2 separate regions of the Homo sapiens genome follow, and region 2 is linked to region 1. A link is a contact called in ENCODE Hi-C or POLR2A ChIA-PET data. All regions are on one chromosome and are shown on one strand. The core of a region is the stretch at or near the end of the contact, and the rest is flanking DNA. Distances in the headings are between cores, read along the strand shown.

Region 1 (6,077 bases), core at 1,946-4,445:
GTCAGGGTCATCTACTGCCTTAGTACCAGATACAGTAGCACCACCTTAGCACATTTTTTACTGCTGAAATCCATTTCCTTGATAAATATTTCCTAAGTACTCCCATATGCCAGGCACTGCCCTGAGATCTATGAAGACGATGATGAATTAAAACATAGCTACTGCTCTCAACATGCTTCTAAAGGGGTGACACAGAATTAAATCAGCAATTAGACTTCAGTGTGCCAAGAATTTTAACACGGCTAAACACAGTATGTACTGAAAAATAAGGAGACAGGACATCTAACCTAGCTGTGTGGTGGTAAATACAGAAGCCCAGATGAGGTTCACTGGGAAAGACCAGTCAGGCGAAGGAGGCAGGGCAGAACATTCTGAGGAGGGTGATGGCATGTGACATAGCTCAAAGGTAAGAGTATTTGAGGGAACAAAAAGACCTTGAGAATGGCTAGCCTGGGTGGGGGTGCTACAAGCACGAGAGGTGCAAAAAGAAGCTGAAGGGCCAGGCCTGGATGGAGACAGGTTCTATAAGACACACTAAGGAAACTGTCTTTATGCTGAAGCCAACAGGGATAACCAGAGGCTTTGAAGCATGGAGTGATGAACAAAGGTGCTTTAAAACAGATCAATGGGCCTGGAGCAGTGGCTCATGCCTGTAATGCCAGCAATCGAGAGGCTGAGGTGCGAGGATTGCTTGAGACCAGGAGTTTGAGACTGGCCTGGGCAAGATAGTGAGATCTTGCCTCTATTAAAAAAAATAAAAAATAAAAAAATTAGCCGAGGCCGGGCACAGTGGCTCATGCCTGTAATCCCAGCACTTTGGGAGGCCAAGGCAGGTGGATCACCTGAGGTCAGGAGTTCAAGACCAGCCTGGCCAACATGGTGAAACCCTGTCTCTACTAAAAATACAAAAAAAATTACCTAGGCGTGGTGGCGGGTGCCTGTAATCCCAGCTACTAGGGAGGCTGAGGCAGGAGAATCGCTTGAACCCAGGAGACTGAGGTTGCAGTGAGCCGAGATTTCACTACTACACTCCAGCCTGGGCAACAAGAGCAAAGCTCTGTCTCAAAAAAAAAAAAAAAAAAAAAAGAAAAACAGAAATTAGCTGAGCCTGGTGGCGCATGCCTGCAGCTCCAGCAACTCGGGAGGCTGATGTGGGAGGACTGCTTGAGCTCAAGAAGCAGAGGTTACAGTGAGCCAAGATTACACCACTGCAGTGCAGCCTGGGTGACGGAGCAAGACCTTGTCTCAAAAAAACAAAAACAAATAAAATAAAATAAGATCAATGAAGAATAGGCTAGAATGACACAAATGCAAATAAAAGGACATGATTAAGAAGCTACTGTAAAGGAACCCAGATGAGAAAAGACACTGATCCAAACTAGGATGATGCCAGCGTAGACAAAGAGAAATGAATGACTCGATTCAAGAGATTATGAGGACTATGTTCAACCTCATCAAACCATATGCATTAAATATGTATGATTTTTAATATATCAAGTATGCCTCAATAGAGCTGTTGATCTATCTATCTATCTATCTATATCTATAACATATGTATAAAGATACTGATGAGTAGACTCAATGAGGTTTACTGCTTGAATGAATGGGGCAGCAGGTGTGGGGAGCAAGTTTTCTAGCTTGGGAAGATGGTACCATTTACCTAGAACACTGGAAGCCTGGGTTTTCCCGCTCCCACCCAGAATAGAGCCTACCCTGAAAGACAAACTAACAAAATTCCCATAACCCACAACTATTTGGAAAAGGGAAAAATTTCCCCAGAAACTGAACTAGGTGTGCTGCTGCATATCTCCTGCCCCCATAAATGTCTTTGCAGTGGCTTGCCTCAAAAACAGAAGGAATGAAGAAGGTAGCTACAGAAAGTCCTACAATATCTCCATGTCCCAGATGGTTAAAAAAAAAAAAAAGGCAGGGGCTGGGCACAGTGGCTCACGCCTGTAAGCCCAGCACTTTGGGAGGCCGAGGCGGGCGTATCACGAAGTCAGGAGATCAAGACCATCCTGGTTAACACAGTGAAACCCCACCTCTACTAAAAATAAAAAAATTAGCCGGGCGTGGTGGTGGGCACCTGTAGTCCCAGCCACTCGGAAGGCTGAGGCAGGAGAATGGCATGAACCTGGGAGGCGGAGCTTGCAGTGAGTGGAGTCGCACCACTGCACTCCAGCCTGGGCGACAGAGAGAGACTCAGTCTCAAAAAAAAAAAAAAAGAAAAAAAAAGGACCACAAAGCTGAGCGTGGTGGCTCACACTTGTAATACCAGCACTTTGGGAGGCTGAGGCGGGCAGATCACCTGAGGTTGGGAGTTCCGAGATCAGCCTGACCAACATGGAAAAACCCAGTCTCTACTAAAGATATAAAATTAGCTGAGCGCGGTGGCGCATGCCTGTAATCCCAGCTACTCGGGAGGCTGAGGCAGGAGAATCGCTTGAACCCGGGAGGTGGAGGTTGTGGTGAGCCGAGATCGCGCCATTGCACTCCAGCCTGGGCAACAAGAGCAAACTCTGTCTCAAAAAAAAAAAAAAAGTCCTACAAATTTGCCGAGCGTGAGCTGTGTTCAGAGCTTGTGGGACAGGGGGACACAGGGATGGGGAGATGAGGGGTTAGCAGGGGCTTGGAATGGACACTTACGTGGGGAAAGGTGATTTTTCGGAGAGCGGCATCGTAATTCTTTACTTCCACCTTCTCCATGAGAGGACGAAAGACTAAGTGGGTGTCAGTGCCTGGGAAAGCAGGGGAGAAGGTGTACAGAATTAGAAGTCATCCTCACGAGAACAGCCAGAACTGGGCAGGGTAAAGCAGCAGCCTCACCAGAGGGGGAACCCACCTCCAGATATCAGCGCTGTTGGGCTGTGGGCCACAGTGCGCACGTCATGAGTGTGATGCTGGAACGGTTTTGTCCGCACCCACTGCTTCTCACTGCTGTTAGATGTCACAGGGACCAGCTGAAAATGGAAGACTGTTCCCTCGGCTGTGCCCACCACGAAACTGTCTTCTTGCTGAGGAATTAAATCATGAGGGAGGTACACGTAAGCAAAACAAGGTCTGGTTGGAAAAATATTCCGAGGCTTTCTGTCTCAGCAGCTTAGGGGTAAACCTATGCCCAGAATCAGTAGGAAAGTTACAAGGGTCTTTTCCTTCCAGAAGCTAAGGATTCCATCAAAGGAGCAAGCTCAGACACTGGTAACAATGCGCCCCCTACTGACAAAATTAACGTCTACAGTACAGCAACGCTTCATATACCCAACATAGATCTCCTTAGAATAGCATTGAGAGAGAGAAAATACCTAGGACCTACTTGAGAAATTTAAATCCTTCGAAAGAACATAAGAGAAAACCTAACAAAGAAATTCATATCATGTTATTTAATACGAATATTTAACATGATCAAGTTATTATCACTAAAGAAATGTATTAAACCAATAAAAATACTGAAAATCCTTTATTTGGAACTAGAACAGGTGTTTCTTAATAACGTTTATTTCATTAAAAATATCCAAGAAACATCAGCCAGGCATGGTGGCTCACTCCTATAATCCCAGCACTTTGAGAAGCTGAGCTGGGTGGATCACTTGAGGCCAGGAGTTTGAGACCAGCCTGGCCAACATGGTGAACCCCGTCGCTACTAAAAATACAAAAATTAGCTGGGCGTGGTGGCGCATGCCTGTAATCCCAACTATTTGGACGGCTGAGGCACGAGAATCACTTGAACCTGGGAGGCAGAGGTTGCAGTACGCCAAGATCGCACCACTGCACTCCAGCCTGGGCAACAGGGCGAGACTCTGGCTTAAAAAAAGAAAAAAAAATGCAAGAAACACCAATAAAAAAGTTTCTTAAATAAACAAGGTGGGCAGAGCAGCACAAACCTGTAGTCCCAGCTACTCAGGAGACTGGGTAGGAGGATCACTTGAGCCCAGAAGTTGGAGACCAGTCTGCACAACATAGTGAGACCTCATCTTTTTTTGTTTGTTTGTTTGTATTTTTTGAGACGGAGTTTCGCTCTGTCACCCAGGCTGGAGGGCAGTGGCATGATCTCGGCTCACTGCAACCTCTGCCGTCCCGGGTTCAAGAGATTCTCCCACCTCAGGCTCCCAAGTAGCTGGGATTACAGGCACACACCACCACACCCGGCTAATTTTTGTTTTTGTTTTTTTTGAGACAGAGTTTCACTCTTGTCGCCCAGGCTGGAGTGCAATGGCGCGATCTCAGCTCACCACAACCCCTGCCTCCTTGGTTCAAGCCATTCTTCTGCCTCAGCCTCCTGAGTAGCTGGGATTACAGGCGTGCGCCACCATGCCTGGTTAATTTTTGTATTATTAGTAGAGATGGGGTTTCACCATGTTGTCCAGGCTGGTCTCAAACTCCTGACCTAGGGGATATACCCTCCTCGGCCTCCCAAAGTGCTGGGATTACAGGTGTGAGTCACCGTGCCCAGGCTTGTATTTATTTTTCAGTATAGACAGGGTTTTACCACGTTTGCCAGGCTGGTCTCAAACTCCTGACCTCAGGTGATCCGCCCGCCTCAGCCTCCCAAAGTCTCATCTTTAAAAAGAATGAAAGAAATAAACAAGAAAAAACAAAACAAAACAAAAAAACACAACTCACAACACAAAAAACCCAAACAAGAGTAGTAATGTGGCTAGATGTGATGGCTCACATCTGTAATCCCGCACTTTGGAAGGCAGGAGAATCACTTCAACCCAGGAATTTGAGACCAACCTGGGCAACATAGTGAGACTGCATCTCTACAAAAAATGTTAAAAACTTAGCCTGGTGGTGCATGCCTGTAGTCCCAGCCACTTGGGAGGCTGAGGTAGGATTGCTCGAGCCTGGGAGGCAGAGGCTGCAGTGAGCCAGGATTACACCACTGCACTCCACCTGGGTGACAGAGCAAGACCGTGTCTCAAAAAAAAAAAAAAAAAGTAATGAAGATATACATCCAAAAGAATTGAAGGCAGGAACTCAAACAGCTATACTAATACAGATTGAAGATTCCTAATCCAGGGCCAGGCGTGGTGGCTCAGGCCTGTAATCACAGCACCTTGGGAGGCTGAGGCGGGCGGATCACTTGAGGTCGGGGTTAGAGACCAGCCTGGCCAACATGATAAAACCCCGTCTCTATTAAAAATACAAAAATTAGGCCGGGCGCAGTGGCTCACATCTGTAATTCCAACACTTTGGGAAGCCGAGGCGGGCGGATCACTTGAAGTCAGGGGTTAGACACCAGCCTGGCCAACATAATGAAACCCCGTCTCTATTAAAAATACAAAAATTAGGCTGGGCACGGTGGCTCACGCCTGTAATTCCAGCACTTTGGGAGGCCGAGGCGGGCAGATCACAAGGTCAGGAGATCAAGACCATCCTGGCTAACACGGTGAAAACCCATCTCTACTGAAAAAAAAAATACAAAAAATTAGCCGGGTGTGGTGGCGGGCGCCTGTAGTCCCAGCTACTTGGGAAGCTGAGGCAGGAGAATGGGGCGTGAACCAGGGAGGCGGAGCTTGCAGTGAGCGGAGATCACGCCACTGCACTCCAGCCTAGGCGACAGAGCAAGATTCCGTCTCGAAAAACAAAACAAACAAACAAAACAACAAAACAAAAATTAGACAGGCGTGGTGGCATGAGCCTGTAGTCCCAGCTAAAAAGAAAAAAAAAGGATTCCTAATCCAAAATCCGAAACTTTTTGAGTGCTAACATGACACCACAAGTAGAAAACTTCACATCTGACCTCATCTGCTGGATCACAGTCAAAACTGTGTTTCATGCACAAAATGAATAAAATATTGTACAAAACTACCGTCAGGCTATGTGTATCAGGGACGTATGAAACATAAATGCATTTCTTGTATAGGCTGGGGTCCCATCCCCAAGATATCTCATTATGTATATGCAAATATTCCAAAATCCAAAAAAAAATCCAAAATCTGAAACACTTCTGGTTCCAAGCACAACCAGATCAGAGACACTCAACCTGTACTTGTACCTCAATGTTCAGAGTAGCATTATTATTTTTTGTTTGTTTGTTTGTTTGGAGACAGAGTCTTGCTCTGTCACCCAGGCTG
Region 2 (5,736 bases), core at 2,271-4,770, 240 kb before region 1:
TGGCATGTTCTCGGCTCACTGCAACCTCCACCTCCTTGGTTCAAGTGATTCTCCTGCCTCAGCCTCCCAAGTAGCTGGGATTACAGGTGCCCACCACCATGCCCGGTTAATTTTGTATTTTTAGTAGACATGGGGTTTCACCATGTTGGCCAGGCTGGTCTTGAACTCCTGAACTCAGGTGGTCCTCCCACCATGGCCTCCTAAAGTGCTGGGATTACAGGCGTGACCCACCGTGCCTGGCCAGTTATTATTATCATTATTATTATTACTATTGTTATTTTAAGACAGAGCTCACTCTATCCAGGCTGGAGTGTAGTGGTACCATCTCAGCTCACTGCAACCTCTGCCTCCCAAGCGATTCTCATGTCTTGGCTTCCCAAAGTGCTGGGATTACAGTCGTGAGCCACCGCACCCAGCATTGTCAGACATTATTTACAGGCCTTATTTCATCTTTATTTTTTAAGACGGAGTCTGGCTCTGTTGCCCAGGCTGGAGTGCGGTGGCGGGATCCTGGCTCACTGCAACCTCCGCCTCCCAGGATCAAGCAATTCTCCTGCCTCAGCCTCCCGAGTAGCTGGGATTACAGGCTTCAGCTACCACACCCAGTTAATTTTTGTATTTTTAGTACAGATGGGGTTTCACCATGTTGGCCAGGTTGGTCTCCAACTCCTGACCTCAGGTTATCCACCCACCTTGGCCTCCGAAAGTGCTGGGATTACAGGTGTCAGCCACAGCGCCCGGCCGGTATAAGCTGTTTTTATTAACTCATCCAGGACCTGCCTAGAAAGTCTCCTACTCTCCTCTATCAAAAAAAACTCATTTTTCTTTTATTTTTTCAAAATTAAGGTATGACTTACATAAAGTGCGCAAATCATAAGTGTCCTGCTTGATGGATTTTCTCCTCATTTTTCAAAGTCCCATCATCCTCTGGTTATCCCAAAATCATTCTCTTCTTTATCTACCACAAATACCCAACTGTCTCTTTAAGGGAACTTCTTTGAAAACCTTAAGTGCTTCCTGCTTTCCTGTAATCCCAGCTACTCGGGAGGCTGAGGCAGGAGAATCAATTGAACCTGGGAGATGGAGGTTGCAGTGAGCCGAGATTGCGCCATTACACTCAAGCCTGGGCGACAAGAGCAAAACTCTGTCTCAAAAAACAAACAAACAAACAAAAAACAGTTTACACTTACTGAGCCCTTACCACAAGCTGAGCCCTTCGCTAAAGGCATTAGAAATAGCAACTCATTGACTTTTCGTATAATTTCCAAGAGGTACCTTCATTATTTGTGCTTGACAGATGTGGAAACAGAGGCACAGAGACAGTTAAGGGATTTGTTCAAGGTTACACAGCTAGCAAGTAGAGGAGTTAGCACTGGCCAGGCGCAGTGGCTCACGCCTATAATCTCAGCACTTTGGGAGGCCACAATGGGTGGATCACTTGAGGCCAGGAGTTCGAGACAGCGTGGCCAACATGGTGAAACCCCGTCTCTACTAAAAATACAAAAATTAGCCAGGCGTGGTGGCACACGCCTGTAATCCCAGCTACTCGGGAGGCTGAGGCAGGAGAATCACTTGAACCCGGGAGGCGGAGGTTGCAGTGAGCCAAGATCGTGCCACTGCACTCCAGCCTGGGCAACAGAACAAGACTCTGTCTCAGAAAAAAAAAAAAAAAGTTAGAATTGAAAGGCAAGTGATTTGGCACCAGGCATAGTAGCTCAACCCTGAAATCCCCAGCACTTTAGGAGACCAGGGTGGGAGGAGTGCTTGAGGCCAGGAGTTCGAGACCAGCCTGGGCAACACGGCAAGACCCCTAATTCTACGAAAAAAAATTTCAAATTACCCAGGCATGGTGGCACACGCTGGTAGTCTTAGCTACTTGGGAGGTTGAGGCAGGAGGATCACTTGAGCCCAGGAGTTCAAGGCTGCAGTGAGCACGATTGTGCCACTGCACTCCAACCTGCATTACAGAGTGAAACTTTCTCAAAAAAACTAAAATAAAGGCAAGTGATTTGGTTCCTGGTTAAGGCAAGCAGGCTGGAATGGAAAAGCAGCCATGGGCCGGGCGCAGTGGCTCACGCCTGTAATCCCAGCACTTTGGGAGACCGAGGCGGGCGGATCACGAGGTCAGGAGATGGAGACCATCCTGGCTAACACAGTGAAACCCCGTCTCTACTAAAAATACAAAAAATTAGCTGGGCATGGTAGTGGGCGCCTGTAGTCCCAGCCACTCGGGAGGCTGAGGCAGGAGAATGGCATGAACCCAGAGGCGGAGCTTGCAGTGAGCCGAGATCGTGCCACTGCACTCCAGCTTGGGCGACAGAACGAGATTCCATCTCAAGAAAAACAAAGAAAAAAAAGAAAAGCAGCTATGATCACCAAAGATCAGTCAGACCTAGAGGCCTCTTCTCTCATCCCGGAACGTGTACCTCATAGAACTTTTGGCTTTCCAGGATACTATACATATTAAGGTCCTGATATTAATTCACAGGTCCAGCATGGGATTCACATCCTCAAGGACATGGCCACCTGCACTTCTGAGTTGTCTTTGAGTGGCCCCAAACTGGATCTTTGCAGGTTCCAGACTAGTGGGGCTGGTAGGACAATCTTTGAAGCTAGACCAGTTACTGGGCCTCTCAGGAAGAGGCACCCACAACCACCATCCTGAACTAAGGTCTGAGCTGGAGGTTCTCCATTTGGTCAAGTGCCAGTTGGTGAATTCCAAGAGTATCAGAGATATCTGAAAGTGACTCAGACCCTCTATGGGACTATGGGTGGTCCTTTTGCTTATTTTTCTAATTGTTCTACAACAAAATGTGTTATTTTTGTGATTACAAAGAGTATATGTCTAGCGGCTGGGTTGCCAGGTGCATTCTATTTATTGGTATCACACTGGTCTTTGCTTTATAATTACAGTATTTGTTAAAATACAAATTTGTTTAAAGACTTTCCTCTGTGTATGCTCTCTTCCACAATTTTCAAAGTGTTTAATAAGGTGCACATATTTGGTTTTCTTTTTTTTCTTTTCTTTTTTTTGAGACGGAGTTTCGCTCTTGTTGCCCAGACTGGAGTGCAATGGCGCGATCTCGGCTCACCGCAACCTCCGCCTCGCGGGTTCAAGCGAGTCTCCTGCCTCAGCCTCCTGAGTAGCTAGGATTACAGGCATGCGCCACCACGTCTGGCTAATTTTGTATTTTTAGTAGAGATGGGGTTTCTCCATGTTGGTCAGGCTGGTCTCGAACTCCCGACCTCAGGTGATCCACCCGCCTCAGCCTCCCAAAGTGCTGGGATTACAGGCGTAGAGCCACCGATCCCGGCCTGTTTTTCAGTCTCTAATACACTGTTCCGCGTCCCTAGCATAGTAGCTGTTTTCTGTAAATTCGGAGCGAAGTTGACTGCAAAACCCGCCGGGTTCACCGGCCTGGGCGGTGTGGACTTCAAGCCCCAGGAGGCATTGCGGCCGGCACATCGGGAACTACGGCGTCTGAGAAGGGGGCCGGGCCCTCCGGTCCTTTCCCTCCCAGAAGCCCGCGGGCGGCTCGGAACGCTGTTTCTATCATGGCCGCGGGAGCCGGGACGGCGGGCCCCGCTTCCGGCCCGGGCGTCGTGCGTGACCCAGCGGCGTCACAGCCGAGGAAGCGGCCCGGCCGGGAGGGCGGGGAGGGCGCGCGGCGATCGGACACGATGGCGGGAGGAGGCGGGAGTAGCGACGGCAGCGGGCGGGCAGCTGGCAGGCGGGCGTCCCGCAGTAGCGGGCGGGCCCGGCGGGGGCGCCACGAGCCGGGGCTGGGGGGCCCGGCGGAGCGCGGCGCGGGGGAGGCACGGCTGGAAGAGGCAGTCAATCGCTGGGTGCTCAAGTTCTACTTCCACGAGGCGCTGCGGGCCTTTCGGGGTAGCCGGTACGGGGACTTCAGACAGATCCGGGACATCATGCAGGGTGAGGGCCGGGCCGGGGGAGGGGGGTTGGAGCGCCGGGGAAGGGGGTCCGGGGGACCGGGAGTCGGGACTGGGGGTCGCCCAGCCAACGATGTCTTCTCTCCCAGCTTTGCTTGTCAGGCCCTTGGGGAAGGAGCACACCGTGTCCCGATTGCTGCGGGTTATGCAGTGTCTGTCGCGGATTGAAGAAGGGGAAAATTTAGGTATGGCTATTTTTGTGTTCTTCTCTGGGCTTACTTGCGTAGGGTTTTGTTTTAAAACTTATATCTAGAACTGAAGGATTCCAGGTTAAAGTGCGATAGTTTCCATCAGAGTGGTCTTTTTCATTCTACGATGGGTCTGTTTTCTGGCTCGACTGGCTCTAGTTTTCTCCGGTTAAGGTTGTCTTGGCTGCTTTTCTGTGTTTTTTTTAAATCTTCTCCCACCTGTTAATTGCTCACCCCAACTTTGCTCCTGTCTAAAGTGAGTTATGTTCATATGGACATCTTTTTTCCCCCATGGTAGAGAGTTTTTCAGAGTGGAAGTACTCTGACATTTTTCCCCTCTGAATTTAACTTGAAAGCTATTTAGCTGTTGTCAGTTTCTTGCCACTCGTATCTGAGGAGGATGGGTATATTCTGAATTTGAGAGGCAAATGCAGGTATTTAAAAATAATTTTTTTGCCTGTCTTGACAGGTGTTAAAAAATGGTCACGTTAAATTCATTGATTTGAATTTGGACCCTTATCGTGTATGTCAACCTGTAGCAAATATGTCAAAAAATTAAATGCAAATCTTACCATATTTGCATGCTCCATTTCCATAAATATATATATATAATTTTTGGACATAACTTTTTTACCCTTAGAAAAGAGCTTAAAAATGAAAACTGTGCTTTGTCCTAGACTGTTCCTTTGATATGGAGGCTGAGCTCACACCACTGGAATCAGCTATCAATGTGCTGGAGATGATTAAAACGGAATTTACACTGACAGAAGCAGTGGTCGAATCCAGTAGAAAACTGGTCAAGGAAGCTGTAAGGCTCTATTTTTATATCTTTTTTCTTTGACCAAAAATCAAGGGTCTTTGAGGATACAGCACTTACTCTTTACTGTGTGGGGCAGAGGAAAACAGCAATGGGGAGAGATTGAGCAAGCAAGAAAGCACACACACAGACGTTATTTCTTCAGGTGTCTCCTTTCCCACCCAGGCTTGGGAAGTAATGGCAGTTGCTCAGTTTTTGTGATTTGGGTGGTCTTCCTTGTGGCTTTGGCATTGAAGCTCTGACATTTTGGAGGTTACTGCACCATTCGGGAGCACTCTACAAGGGCCTTAAGTAACTCTGGCCTAGGGTTTGGTCACCCTTGTTTATAATAAACCAAGGAGATAAACTGGGGCCTTGGAAAATGTGGTACTGACTTTGAGTTCTTTCTGTCTGCAGAAAGAGGGGCTTAGAGAATATCCCTTTTGAACAGATAGATTAGAATCAGAGGTGCTGGGATAATGAGCCAGCTAGCAAAATAGTAATGGTAGAAGAATGATAGAAATCCGGCACAGGCAGTGTTCTTGAATTCAAGAAAAAAGCTAATGGAGTGTCTAGGAATTTGGGATTGTCACTGTGTTGTGGCTCAGGTAGCTTCAAACAGTAGAAATTATTTTAATTTAAAACATAGAAGTGGCTGTGGGAACCAGTTAGAAAAAGATTTTTCTTCCCCCAAAACCAAGGCTGGGGGGTGTGGAAGCAGATGCAGAGGTGAAGATGGAAAACATCAGCTAAGCATTGCCCTGGTGGTAGAAAATAGGGAAATGGTTAAGAAAAGAGCAC

What was found. Hi-C counts contacts between places; a loop is a spot of excess contacts on that map. ChIA-PET counts read pairs that join two places held with the same protein, here RNA polymerase II (POLR2A). Pooled maps may share reads with other maps.
Region 2: a loop to region 1 is called in a pooled map, with 5 times the contacts of the local background. The contact joins the promoter of TERF2 here to the enhancer-like site in region 1. A Hi-C loop is called at or near these places in 4 of 50 pooled maps. POLR2A ChIA-PET finds 5 or more read pairs at or near these places in 3 of 52 experiments (Caco-2, T-cell and activated CD8-positive, alpha-beta memory T cell).

What each region holds. Positions count from the first base shown.
Region 1 is chr16:69,147,474-69,153,550 of GRCh38, reverse strand. UTP4 (UTP4 small subunit processome component) reads right to left here. Exons shown (of 17, transcript NM_032830.3): 7 at 2,843-3,014; 8 at 2,647-2,738. Among named protein-coding and RNA genes, the nearest start is that of UTP4, 18 kb to the right of the region's middle. Within about 2 kb of position 3,195, at least 2 of the 41 ENCODE cell types and tissues checked have a DNase peak (open chromatin) inside an H3K27ac peak, as active enhancers do.
Region 2 is chr16:69,383,791-69,389,526 of GRCh38, reverse strand. TERF2 (telomeric repeat binding factor 2) reads left to right here and starts at 3,520. Exons shown (of 10, transcript NM_005652.5): 1 at 3,520-3,934; 2 at 4,041-4,136; 3 at 4,817-4,947. The coding sequence starts at 3,556. RefSeq lists a silencer at 3,525-3,904.